3 separate regions of the Mus musculus genome follow, and all the other regions are linked to region 1. A link is a contact called in ENCODE Hi-C or POLR2A ChIA-PET data. All regions are on one chromosome and are shown on one strand. Each heading gives the region's core, a stretch centred on a gene start or an enhancer-like site at or near the end of the contact. The rest is flanking DNA. Distances are from core to core; before and after follow the strand shown.

Evidence for each region. A loop is a pair of places that touch in the nucleus more often than their neighbours do. ChIA-PET counts read pairs that join two places held with the same protein, here RNA polymerase II (POLR2A).
Region 2: POLR2A ChIA-PET joins it to region 1 with 22 read pairs in Patski. The contact joins the enhancer-like site here to the promoter of Trib1 in region 1. A Hi-C loop is called at or near these places in 1 of 37 maps with a recorded cell type or tissue (heart). POLR2A ChIA-PET finds 5 or more read pairs at or near these places in 2 of 5 experiments (Patski and embryonic stem cell).
Region 3: a loop to region 1 is called in a map of left cerebral cortex, with 5 times the contacts of the local background. The contact joins the enhancer-like site here to the promoter of Trib1 in region 1. A Hi-C loop is called at or near these places in 3 of 37 maps with a recorded cell type or tissue (T-helper 1 cell, T-helper 2 cell and left cerebral cortex). POLR2A ChIA-PET finds 5 or more read pairs at or near these places in 2 of 5 experiments (Patski and embryonic stem cell).

Annotation. Positions count from the first base shown.
Region 1 is chr15:59,646,649-59,650,528 of GRCm38, reverse strand. Trib1 (tribbles pseudokinase 1) reads right to left here and starts at 1,875. Exons shown (of 3, transcript NM_144549.4): 1 at 1,007-1,875. The coding sequence starts at 1,366.
Region 2 is chr15:59,774,252-59,778,131 of GRCm38, reverse strand. No RefSeq gene overlaps it. Among named protein-coding and RNA genes, the nearest start is that of Gm19510, 19 kb to the left of the region's middle. Within about 2 kb of position 2,140, at least 1 of the 3 ENCODE cell types and tissues checked has a DNase peak (open chromatin) inside an H3K27ac peak, as active enhancers do.
Region 3 is chr15:59,727,237-59,731,116 of GRCm38, reverse strand. No RefSeq gene overlaps it. Among named protein-coding and RNA genes, the nearest start is that of Gm19510, 66 kb to the left of the region's middle. Within about 2 kb of position 2,129, at least 2 of the 3 ENCODE cell types and tissues checked have a DNase peak (open chromatin) inside an H3K27ac peak, as active enhancers do; they include left cerebral cortex, where a contact is called at or near this core.

The DNA of each region.
Region 1 (3,880 bases), core at 626-3,125:
CTCCTCCCGCCCCATCCGTTTCTCTCCCAAAACTGTTCTCATCCACCAAGAAGAAAGAGTTTCTCTCTGTGCTTGACCACGCATCAGAGATTTCACGAGAGTGGACAGTAGGTGGCAGCAGCAAACGGAGAGGTGGGGCGCTCACGTTGGGGGGGGGGGGGGGCGGAGGGGGGCTTTCAGGTGAGTTGTTGGAAACCCAGATGCCACTTTTAACTGCAGGAGAATGAAAGGAGTCAGTGGGGCTCTCAATGGCCCAGAGATGGGGTGTCCGGCTCACGAAGAGCACACTGCGAAGCAGTCCTGGGCTACGCGCTCTCCCAGACCGGCCATCCTGTATCTAGTTGTACTCCTGTTAATGTTGCAATGAAAATCGCCGGCTCAAACTAAAGCAAGTGGAAGCGAGCCTCTGGAAGTTTTCCAATACTCCGATGCTGGCCAGAAGCCTTCCCACGCTTAAGACCACCCCATCCCAACACTTCCTGGGGTGGGCTGTATGCTGGTCCCAACAGGAGTTCAAGCCCAGAAACCCCTAGGTAAAAAGAAGCCCGACTTGGTCTATACAGAACCCATGCCGCGAGCCTCGCGCAAAGAGCTTGCCAGTTGCTCCAAGTCCCGAGGAGGCACACACTGCAGGGCGTCCTTCCAGGACAGGGGGAGGAGGGGGATGAGAGCAGGGCAATGGCATGGCCCTGGAACCCATTGCAATTCCAAACTTAAATGGAACGCCACGCGCTAGCAATACAGAGCGCCAAAGAAAAGAACAGAGATAAAAGAACTGAACCCTGCACTTCCTCTAGACCGCCTAACCCTCACCAAAAAACACTCCACAGGAAAGCACTCAACCTCCAAAAACACGAAGCTGACCAAAATACCCTCCTTATCCAACTAAACGCCCTTATCTGCTCTGCCAAACCCAAGCGCTGGCGGGACTGTGATCCCGGTGGGCCGGAACCTAGGCACTTCTGTGGACGATCCAGACCCGCAACCTCCGCCCCAGGATGCTTACCTTGCAGCGCAGCTCGCGGCCGGTGTGGATGCACAGTGCCCGGGACACATGCTCGCGCTCAGCTAGGGGTAGCAGCAGGTAGTCGGCGATTCGGCTGGGCCCGGGTGAGCTCACACAGCTGCCGCCGGTCCCCTGCGTGGAGGGCGGAGGCTGAGGGCTGCAGGGCGAGCCAGGGGGACTGAGGTAGTCGGGGGGACTCGAGCACTCAGAGAGGCGCGGACACTTGGCCGCCACTGCCCCCGCGTCGTCCGTGTCCAGCAGGCGTTTGGCCGGGGTTCCCCGGGCAGCCGGAAACAGTAGACCCGGACCGCGGGGCTGCGAGGCGCCGCTCAGGGCAAAACGCACGGGACCGACCCGCATCGCGGCCCTGGCCGGAGCGGCCCCGGCTTTGTAAATCCCTGGATCTGCGCTGTGACTTCTTCCAGTCGGCGGGATGGAGTTTGCAGATAGAGCTTGGATCGGTCCCCAAGAGGAGCCGTTCCAGGACGCTGGCGTTGTCCACCAGAACCACGTTGGCCACGCGTCCAAGGGTGGGAGGCCGGCTAAGGTCTCCAGACCCCCACAGGCACCAGGTCTGGGCGCCTCGTTGGCGGTGGCCGCCGCTATTGTTGCCGAGGCTGTGGATAGTCCGGGACGTGGAGACGGCCCGAGTTCCCGGGTGTTGAGCCTCGAGGACAGGATTCCACAGGCTCCTCGGCTTCTCCGAGCAAACGCACTTCCCAAAGCAATTAGTCTGGCGTAAAAGCCGGTACAACTTTTCCGCGCCGCTCGGAATCCTGCGCGCTCCTGGGCTCCAGGCGTGTGAGCGAGCGAGACGCGCTCCAGGAGAGAGAGAGAGAGTGACCGACTATGAGTGTGTGTGCCGCACTGATCCCGGCCAGTGCACTCCTTCTCCTTTTCCTCCACCTCCTCCGCCTCCCGGTGACTCACGCTGTATACACACACACACTCACAGCCCGGGCTGTGTAAACAGTTGGGAAGCCGGGTTGTGCAATGAGGTGGCTGCGACGACTCCGGCCCCGTCGCCCGGCTTGCAGTCACCGGAGCGGAGGGAGGAGACTAGGGGGGAGGGGAGGTGGAGTTGGAGGCTGGAACTGTAAGGGGTGGCTGGAGGCCTGGGGATGCTCCTGACCGCGCGCGCCGAGGCGCAGGTGGGAACGTCCTGGGACGCCTTGGGCGCGCGCACACGCCCCCCGGGTTGGGCTGGGCAGCAGGCTGCGCGCGCCCCACCGCAGGCCCGCGGGCCCGTAGCCCAGGGAGGGGGCGGAGGCAAAGCTCCCGTGACGTCAGGTTCCCGGGGAAGTGGGCGGGAGGGGCGGGGCAGCAGGGGCGAAACGACCGCTGATTGGTGCGCGCGCATCATTCACACAACACAATGGAGCACCGAGCTCCCGGCGGCCGCGCGCGCACCTCCTGGCTGCGCACCGGCAGCTGGCTGAGACCCAGTGGTCACGCCTTTATCCTAGTGGGTCCCCCCCTCCCCGCCGTTCTGCACTTTGGGGAGCTCCCGGTGGAGCTGTGGGCGCCGTCGAGTCGCGGCTGCAGCCGGAGGAAGGGGCGAGAGGAAAGGTGATGAATTCCATTATCAGTCATTCACCCCCACGCGGTAGTTCCGGGGAAGACCTGTGCGTGGTAGTGAATGTGGCTTTTTTTTTCTTCCCCTCTTTTCCTGCCCCCTCCCAACTCTAATCCCCAGCGTCTGTTCGCTTCCACAAATAGAACCTTCTGTTGGATGAAATAAAAGCAAACACTGGGCCTTCTGCTCTGCCTCCACCTCCACGCCCCTCCCGCGCCTGCCGCCCGCCCGGATTGCACGGAAATAGCCTCTCCAAGCTCCTGGGCCGCCCCTTCGCGGTGACTCGCCGAAAGAGCTTCCTGAGCTCCGGCCGGTGGGAAACAAAGGATGTGGGGAACTGGCGGAAGGGGCCCACGTGGCTGGCGCCAGATTCCTGTCCCCTCCCGCCTGCAATGCGCGCCCGAGGGTCTAGGGCGCCAGTGCGGCCAGGAGTATTGGATACTGGGGTACGGGTCATTCTATTCACTGCCAGGGATACCATCTGCACGCGGACAAGGTCGCATGTATACTTTCATATAGTTTGAGTTGTGTGCTCTTGAAACTGGCTGACCTTGCTCCCTGGAAACAGCTTGCAGTCACATTTTGTGTTGCTGGGTTTTGTTTGGTCCCCCCCCCCCCCACTTCTTTCGCAAACCAGGTCAGTTTGGAGTCTCTGGATCCTCACTTAGCATAGATGCCTATTATCAAAATCCTTTCTTGCAATTATGCTGAATAATTAATTTTCTAAAACCAGGTCAAACCCAAGAATAAATCCTTTTCATCATTAATTCTCCAGTCATTCAACAAACGCTAATTAAGCATCTCCAAGGGTTAGTTAGGCGCTGGGGATTAGGAGACTTAAATTGAGACAGTAATGATAATTGGCATCAGTTGTGGCCCAGGGGCGTGCGGGCTCCTTACTCTGATTATTTTGCATACGTTATGAACTTTAGTTTTACACTCACTTCATAGGGTTACATTTTGCTCCATTTGATTAAAAAAAAACAAAAAACGGAAGCCTAAAACCTTTAGCTTCCTTGCTGTGATTCAAAGGCGACGGGAAGCAGTCCATAGTCCGTAGGGGAAGCTTCTCCGGCACTCTTGTAGACTCAGAGGAGACCACAACTTGCAAAGAAAGGAACTGTTAGGGAGGCCTCCATAGGGTTATGCGAACTGCCCAGAGGAAATCCGTGTACGGAACAGCAGCTTGGCTAGGAGAGGGAGCTGAATCTTGACAGGTTATCGGGACTAAGTATGTTTAGGAAGTTGCACTAGACCCTGAGGTTTTTTGTCCTACCTGATAAGATTCTCTCCTGAAG
Region 2 (3,880 bases), core at 891-3,390, 130 kb before region 1:
AAAAAGCATGTTTACTGCCCAAGTGTATTAAATAAGAATCAAAGGGTTAAATCTAGCCAGACACTACCTGGGATGGTGAATTCTTCACAGATAGTCTACTTCCTATGCTCTGGCCAGCCTAGTCCCATTTCAGAAATGCTCATCGGGTAACACTTTGTCCCTCCAAGGAACATCTGTCCAGGCTCTGCAGCTGGCATGGTCCCTCCATCACAGTGGAGAGCCAGGGTGATGGGAAGATCGCAGTTCTCATTTGCAGCCTGGCTTCTGTCCACATCCCAACAATGACACAACTAGCTCCTCCGAGGAGCACTTTCCAATCTCCACCGAGATCTGTTGGATGGGCAGCCCAGTTTCCATCCCAGCCAAGCACAGGCAGCTGTGGGTGGGGGCGTGGACACCGCTCTCATCCACCCGGGGATCTGGGAAGACGGCGCTCAGCTCCTCACCCGCCAGAAACCCAGCCAAGCATAACAGGGCTGCTGCTGAGGCCTTGAGGAACCAAATGGAAAAGAGCCCAAGTTGGGGCTATGAACGCCAAGGTCATCAGAGAAGCATGCTCATCTACCCCTGCTGATGGAATGGTCCCAAAGGGAAAGATTTAACTTGTTTTAGGAACTAGTCAGAGCCTGGATTGGGCGCACTGCCAGCGCATTACGAGAACAATCTCTGGGAAATGGAGAATGGGGTTCTTTGCCAAGCAGACTGAATCTCTGGAGCTTGACATCCAGTGGCCCCTGATACTCAGCCAGCCCCTCATTCCTTGGGACCTCCCTCATCAGTGCAGCACCAGACAAGCTGGGTGTTGATTCTTATTCGCCATATATGCAGAGTTCCTATAGTGCAGAAGTTACAGAAAGGGCTTAAGGAGCCGCCTCTGCCCTCCAGGCCTTTGTCTGGAGCCCACGGATAATTACAATACAATACCTTAGATGCTGCAATGTTACAGCTCATCCCCAGAACCCAGAAAGAGGAGCCCTAGCCCTGTCTGAACAACCAGGAAGAGACACGGGTCTGGCCTGGAGGAGTGACCCTGATCAGATAACACTGATGAAATGTCTTCTAGGTCCTGAGTGAAGACCAAGACTGGGCAGGGACAAAGTGAAGGTGTGAAGGTTTCAGTGGGTTCTTCCAATTGCCCCTGCCCCTGCCCCTTCCCCTAAGGGAGAGTCTCCCCTGAGGAGATAGATCATTTACTACTTAGTTTAGCATCCTGTCTTTGTGAGCCGACCCAGATACATTTCCAGAGGCCTTGGGAATCTCCAAGAACCCCAACAGTACATGCCAGCTTAACTCCAAGAAGGGGAACCAATGTCCCCTGGCTCACACCCTGAGCAGTCAGTCACACCTGTGAAAGAAAATGAAAGACACGCCACCTAGGTTCTAAAGTGATCACGTGTGAAATTCCAAATAAAACCAAGGATAGAATTAGGAATGAAGATAGCCCTTGCCTCCTCAAAGGTGCCGGTGGCAAATTCACAGACCCATCTCTATGCCAACAGCTGTTCCCACAGAAACGCTGCCAGCCCCCGAGGCTCCCACTTCCTGTGACTTCTTCACAGGGCCTTTCATGATCCTGGGGTCAAGAGTGAGCTCAAATAAGCCTTCATGAAGATAACTTGGACTTTTTCAAAGAGCTGTCTCACTTTGCCATTGAAGAAGGGTCTCCTGGTTGGGCTGAGGAGGCTGCCTCACCTACAGGGCTCACCTACAGACCAGGAGGCTGTCACATGGCACTGTCCTAGAAGTCATGAGAGGAGGAGGAGGAGGAGGAAAAGATGGACAGGGGACAGGCAAATGGGAGAGGGAAGAAAAATTGGAGGACAGTAGAGAAAAATGGAAGGAGAAAAGGAAGAAGGAAGGAAGGGAAGGGGAAAGTAGAAAACTTATATTTCTTTGAGTAGACACAAAATACCATGAGACATTTTGTTGACCCTATTTTAAAAAAAAAAAAAACTGGGACTATGAGAAATAAAGGAAATCACTGAAGGTCAAAACCCTAGTAAACAGAGATTTGATCCAAACTCCAAGGACTCTGAATCTTGTGCTTTTTCTAGACAGCCCAGATAAAAATAACTTCCCTGTATTGAGCATGTGCCCCATGCCAAGTCCCGAAAAGGCACTTTACAAATGCAGTTTCTCCAAGCACAGCAGGCCCTGCTCAGCTGCCTCTGCAGTGCAGGAGGAATAGACAGGGCCACCCCAGGGACTTGGCACCCTGATGGCAAAAGTTTTAAAATGATGGAATAGACACATCTAGTAATCATGGTGACTAGCACGTACGTGCTGCTCTGGTAGAGACCTACTTCCCAGTAGCTAGCTACATCTCTGAACAAACACTGTGGGTGAGGCTTGGCCCAAGCTCCCCTACCTTCTGCTGTCTGCCCATCAAGGGGTCACCAACCTACCCAGGGCCTTGCAGAAGGTGACCACACAAATATGGTATGGGATTCAAATGCAAGCCATGAATCTAGAGATTCCTTTTCTTTATGAAGCTAAAACTCTGCCAACCAAAAGATTGTCCTATGCCTGGAGACCCTACACCTGGAGACCCTACCTACCTCACTTTTCTGAGGTTAGGAATACCATTACTTTGGATGTCTCAATGCTTTTAACAGATTTTGGAGCCAATGAACAGAACCAAGCCCATGGCAGGCATGACCATTGTGTGGGTTGTTTGGTGGATTTGACTGTGTCTGTCATTTTGAAATCAGCAGTTCGATGATTTTTAACCACATTCATTTGTTGTTCAGCCCTCAACCCCATTCCTCTCCAGAACTTTGTCACTCCAAACTGAAGCTCTGTAGCCATTAAACAATAACTCTATGGCCTTCTCCTTACCCACATCAACCACTGCTTTGTTTGCATAGCCTGGATTACCCTAAATTTCCTACAAGATGAATTAGCAGCACTTACCCTTTGAGAGCTGCCTTGTTTTACTTAGCACAATGCCCTCATGGCTCATCCACGTTGTACTTGTATCTAAATTTTCTTCCTTTTAAAGGCTGAGTTCTGTTCCAGTACATAGATCTACCAACTCTTGTTCATCTGTTCATCCTTTGATGGTGCTTGATATAATTTTTAAAATTTATTTTGGCCTTACACGTGTCTGTGTTTTCCCTACATGTTCGTATGTGCACTATATGTATGCTTGGTGCACACAGAGATCACAAAGGGATGTCAGATCCCATGGAACTGGAGGTATGGATAGTGGTGAACAACTATGTAGGTACTGGGACCCCAACCTAGGCTGCTGCAAGAGCAACAAGGTTCTTAGCTACTGAGCCATCTCCATAGCCTCATACTTGGTTTAATATTAAAGATCACTGTAATCCAAAAGCCTAGGAATTCTTTATCCAGCCTATGTGCATGTGTAAGGGATGCTGTGTTCACTACTCTCTTTATTCTGAAGCACCTTATGGCAGAGACAATAACCCTGTATCTGTTATTATTATTATTATTATTATTATTATTATTATTATTATTATTATCATTTTGAGACAAGGTCCCTCTATGTATTTCTTCCCATCCTGGAACTTGATATGTAAACCAGACTGACCTCAAACTCACAAAGATCTACCTGCCATTGCCTTCCACATGGTGGGATTTAAAGGCATATACCACCAAGCTCAGCCCTTAACCCCTATCTTCATCTAACTTGCTGAAGGAACATCTCATTGGATACCATAAGAAACATTCAGTCACTAACTTTAGAAACACAAGAATACCCCCAACTGTGGGATTCAGAGTAACCCATGAACCCCCAGGGCAATGGGCTAGCCAGGAACTCAGCAAGAGTAAGTGCCTTGCCTAGCATAGGACCTGGTGGGCAGACAGAGAATGCTAGCCTCTCCCCAAGGAAGCATTGGGTCATCGGCCTGGC
Region 3 (3,880 bases), core at 880-3,379, 80 kb before region 1:
ATACCCTCAGGATCCATGTCTACATGTTCAACAAGGGAGCCCCAGGCCCCAGTACACCCTTGACCTGAAGATGTGCATTACAAATAGACATGGGACAATGAGGGAATGCATCTAACCCCAAGGAGAGTCCAGGGATACAGCGGCTGCCAGACAGGTGATGCAGGAACGGAACCCCATGGAAATCTCTACAGAGACTCCAAGACCGAGTTTCACTAAATGAAATCTAGACCCAGGAGAAGCAGAACCAACTGTCTCATCACCTCTTTAGTCCTGTATGTGCCCAGGAAATTAGGAATAGGAATTCAGATGTTGAGACGTGGATTCTGATCTTGGCTCGTCTCCTTGTCCCTCAAGCCTATCTGATGGAGTGGACAATACAGTTTGCAACCTGATTTCCAGTACTGTAAGTCCTCTGCTCTGTGAGCTCCTTTTCTTCCCTCTCACCCTTCTGATTGCCCCAGGGTGGCCCATTACCCACTGCTCTTGTTAATTTTTTCTGAATGTTTGGTCCAGAAACAGAGTCCACAAAAACCTAACTGAGTTTGAAGTGTTCTTACTACTACTACTGTGAAGAGGATGACTTCAACACTCCGTGGTACAAACAACCTCCCCCCTTTATTTTGTTACTGGTTTTGTGGGCCAAGAATTCAGAGCTAAAAGTCCTTGCTCTAGGGAGGGGCATGCCTCATGAAGATGGACTGTATCCATCTGAATGCCGATGAATGACTGGGCTTCCCGGATACATCCAATCTCAGTCCGGGATGCTGGCAGCTAAGGCTGCCTCTGGTGAGGCGGTCAGAGAAACCTCTACAGTATGGCTGTCTTGAGGCTGTCAGCCCTCTTACCTGCATTTCGGAGTGATAGAAGAAAACCATGTAGGAGTTCTGTGGGCTTTTGAGAGACTAGGGCCTCAAAGAGCCAAGCCTCTGCTGTCTTCTATGAATCTGACTCACAGAGACCAGCTCGGATTCAAAGGAAGGGAACACTGGCCTTACCTATCATTGAAAGGTGGGCCAAAAAATGTACAGAGTTATCCTAAAATGATCCTACCCTGTCCATGAACCCCCTCCCACAGTGCCCTTGAGCACAACTGCGAAGGGAAGGGAAGGGAAGGGAAGGGAAGGGAAGGGAAGGGAAGGGAAGGGAAGGGAAGGGAAGGGAATCCCAAAATTTAAGTGTATTGCCCTGACAAAACCTGTGAATAGAACTCTCATCTCTGGGTCTTTATGCACCATGAGTTTGGACTAACTGTGGGCTGCATCCAACATCTTTTGTAGCATAAAGATTGGTCACTCTGAAGTTGTTTTATCTCTGAAGGGAAACGAGCAGCAGATACCTAAGAACTTCCTTTTCCTCCAAGACGGATCGACCCAGTGCCTTTTTCCAGCTGACCACAGCAAATCCTGACTCTTTCCACCTCTCTGAAGCCCATTTTATCTTTTGAAAGATAAAACTGATAATGATCACTTCATCTGTCTTCCCCACCCCGTCCCGCCCGGAGCTCTGGTAAGATGACGGACACTGTGATAACCTTTGTTAGATAGCAGTAGGTTACACTTGTTTCTATCTTCTAAAGAGCTGGAGTGAATTGGGCTAGGAGCTGGGGCCCCCAAAGGATCAAGGAAAGGGCCTGGTATCATTAGGATGTAATATGATGATATCAATGTAGGCCCAATAGACTTCAGAAAGGTGGGAAGAGGCGGGGTTTGCTGTTAACTGGTCAGCATTCAGAATGTCCCAGGCTTCTGAACCACTTTCAGTTTTGCAACGATCATCCCATCCATCAAGTCTATTAAGAAGTCATGAAGAAACTCAGGCGCACATCAACTAAAAGACAAACCTACAAACACACAGCTAATGAGCCAAAATGCCTGGCTATCCACCCTGGTCTCTTAGTGTCTACTGAGGAGTTCTATAAAGCCCTCTACTGGGGGCCTTGTGGGTCTTCCTCACTCTTGTGACAATCTCCATTCGCACCGTCCCCCACCCCCACCCCCGCCTCACCCTGAGAGCTGGAATTACGGAAGTCTGCCATGGTGCCTGTCTTCCGCTTGTGTTCTTCACAGTGTGCTCAGCTGGCAGATACGGTTTCCTGATTTTACAGAAGAGAAAGCAGGGCTCAGCTGTCTGCAGACTCACTCCAAAACACCATACGGGATGTGAACTTCACGCTAACTTCAAAGCTTGGTAGTTCCTAGCCACTTTCCTCTCTGCCTTGCTACTTGGGAAAGCATGAAGAGTTCTTTTCTACTGAATAGCTGCCAGAAATATCTCTCTTGGGTTATCCAGATGAGGAGACCCTCTGGGACTTGCAGGTTCAGAGCCTATGTCTCTTCACTTGAAAATGCACCCCATCTCTCCTTCAGTCCTGACAAGTAGCTTTTGCACATTAAGTAACAGGTCTCCAGCCAAAACTCAAGTGAGCGATGCAGGTCCTTCCATCTCTGAAAGACCCAGAGACCTAGGTCCCTGCAGTCTCAACTGTCAGACCTTGGGGACCACACCCAAATACTCTGGAAATCTGTAACTCGAACCCTCATTCTCCTCCCACAGCCTGGGGTACAGGCACTGCTGATTCATTTTAAGAAACTTTGCTTTCCACAGCAGCATAAGGAAGGACTGTCCCCTGCTAGAGCCACGTGTGTTTGCTATGATTCATCCTGTTGCCTGCAACCTCCTCAAAAAAAAAAAAAAAAAGGCCCTTACACAACCAGGAGCCTCTGGGAGCCACACAGTACAGGGGCTTCCCCTCTTAGTCACCCTCTGGGCCTAGGTCCACTTCCACGCAGCCACGAGAACTTGGAGGGACAAGCATATGCCCCAAAGAGGAACTGAGCACATTAGCAAACTGGGTGAAGGCCACCCCTCAGGGTCAGAGATGAGATGAGGCAAGACAGCAGCTGTGCTGATCCTGTAGAGCGAAATGTGCACGGTCAACAAAAGTTTCCGGCACACGGGGGCCCTGCCCTGTCCCCTCTGGCCCCAGGCACTCTGGGATGAGAGAAAATGACAAGGATGCAGCCTTGCTGTGCAAATGGAAATGTGGTGTGCTGTGCGGGTGGACCCTAAAGCTGATCTGTGAGCCCAGGCAGAAGCCTACAGAGATGGCCCCCATCTGGTGTGATCCTCTCTGTGGGAGCTTCACGGACACAGACACAGACACAGACACAGACACAGACACACACACACACACACACACACACACACACACACACACGTACACACACACGTACACACGCATGTGCGCGTGCACACTAGCGTCTGTGCTTCTTAGAGTCTCTATGCCGCTGTTTGCGCTGGTGGGTCTTGGTTGTCGATTTGTTTTACAACAGACAGAGAGGCTTGAGAGTGAATTGTCCAAACAACCCTTTTGCCTACAATAAAAAGTGAACCCAGAAAGAAAGGACACACACCTAGGTCACAAAATAACTAGGGGCCAGGTTAAGCCTGACCATGACCGTGGCCTGCAAAGTTGAAATGATTACCTCACATTACCTCTAACTAAGTCAGCCTCCTGCCCCCCCCCCGCCTTTCTCCCTCTCCCTCTCTACAATTCTACCCACTTTGCTCCACCTCTGAGCTCTCTTCCACCTCAAGGCCTTCGTACCATCCTCTCTGCCTTAACGCCAGGTTCATGACACTCTGCTGTAGCATCAGGTTCTCAGGTACCTTTGTCGGACTCTCTTCTGCATGGGTGGCCCTTCTGAGTTCCCAGCTTGGTGGGATCTAAAATCACTTAGCAGACAAGACTCCTGGGCAGAACTGTACAAGACTTTCTAGAGTGGGTTAAGTGACGTAGAAAGACCCACCCTACACACGTGTGCCACCATTCCACACCTTGGGAACTTAACGACTGCTTCATCTGTGTTTGTCAGGTGCT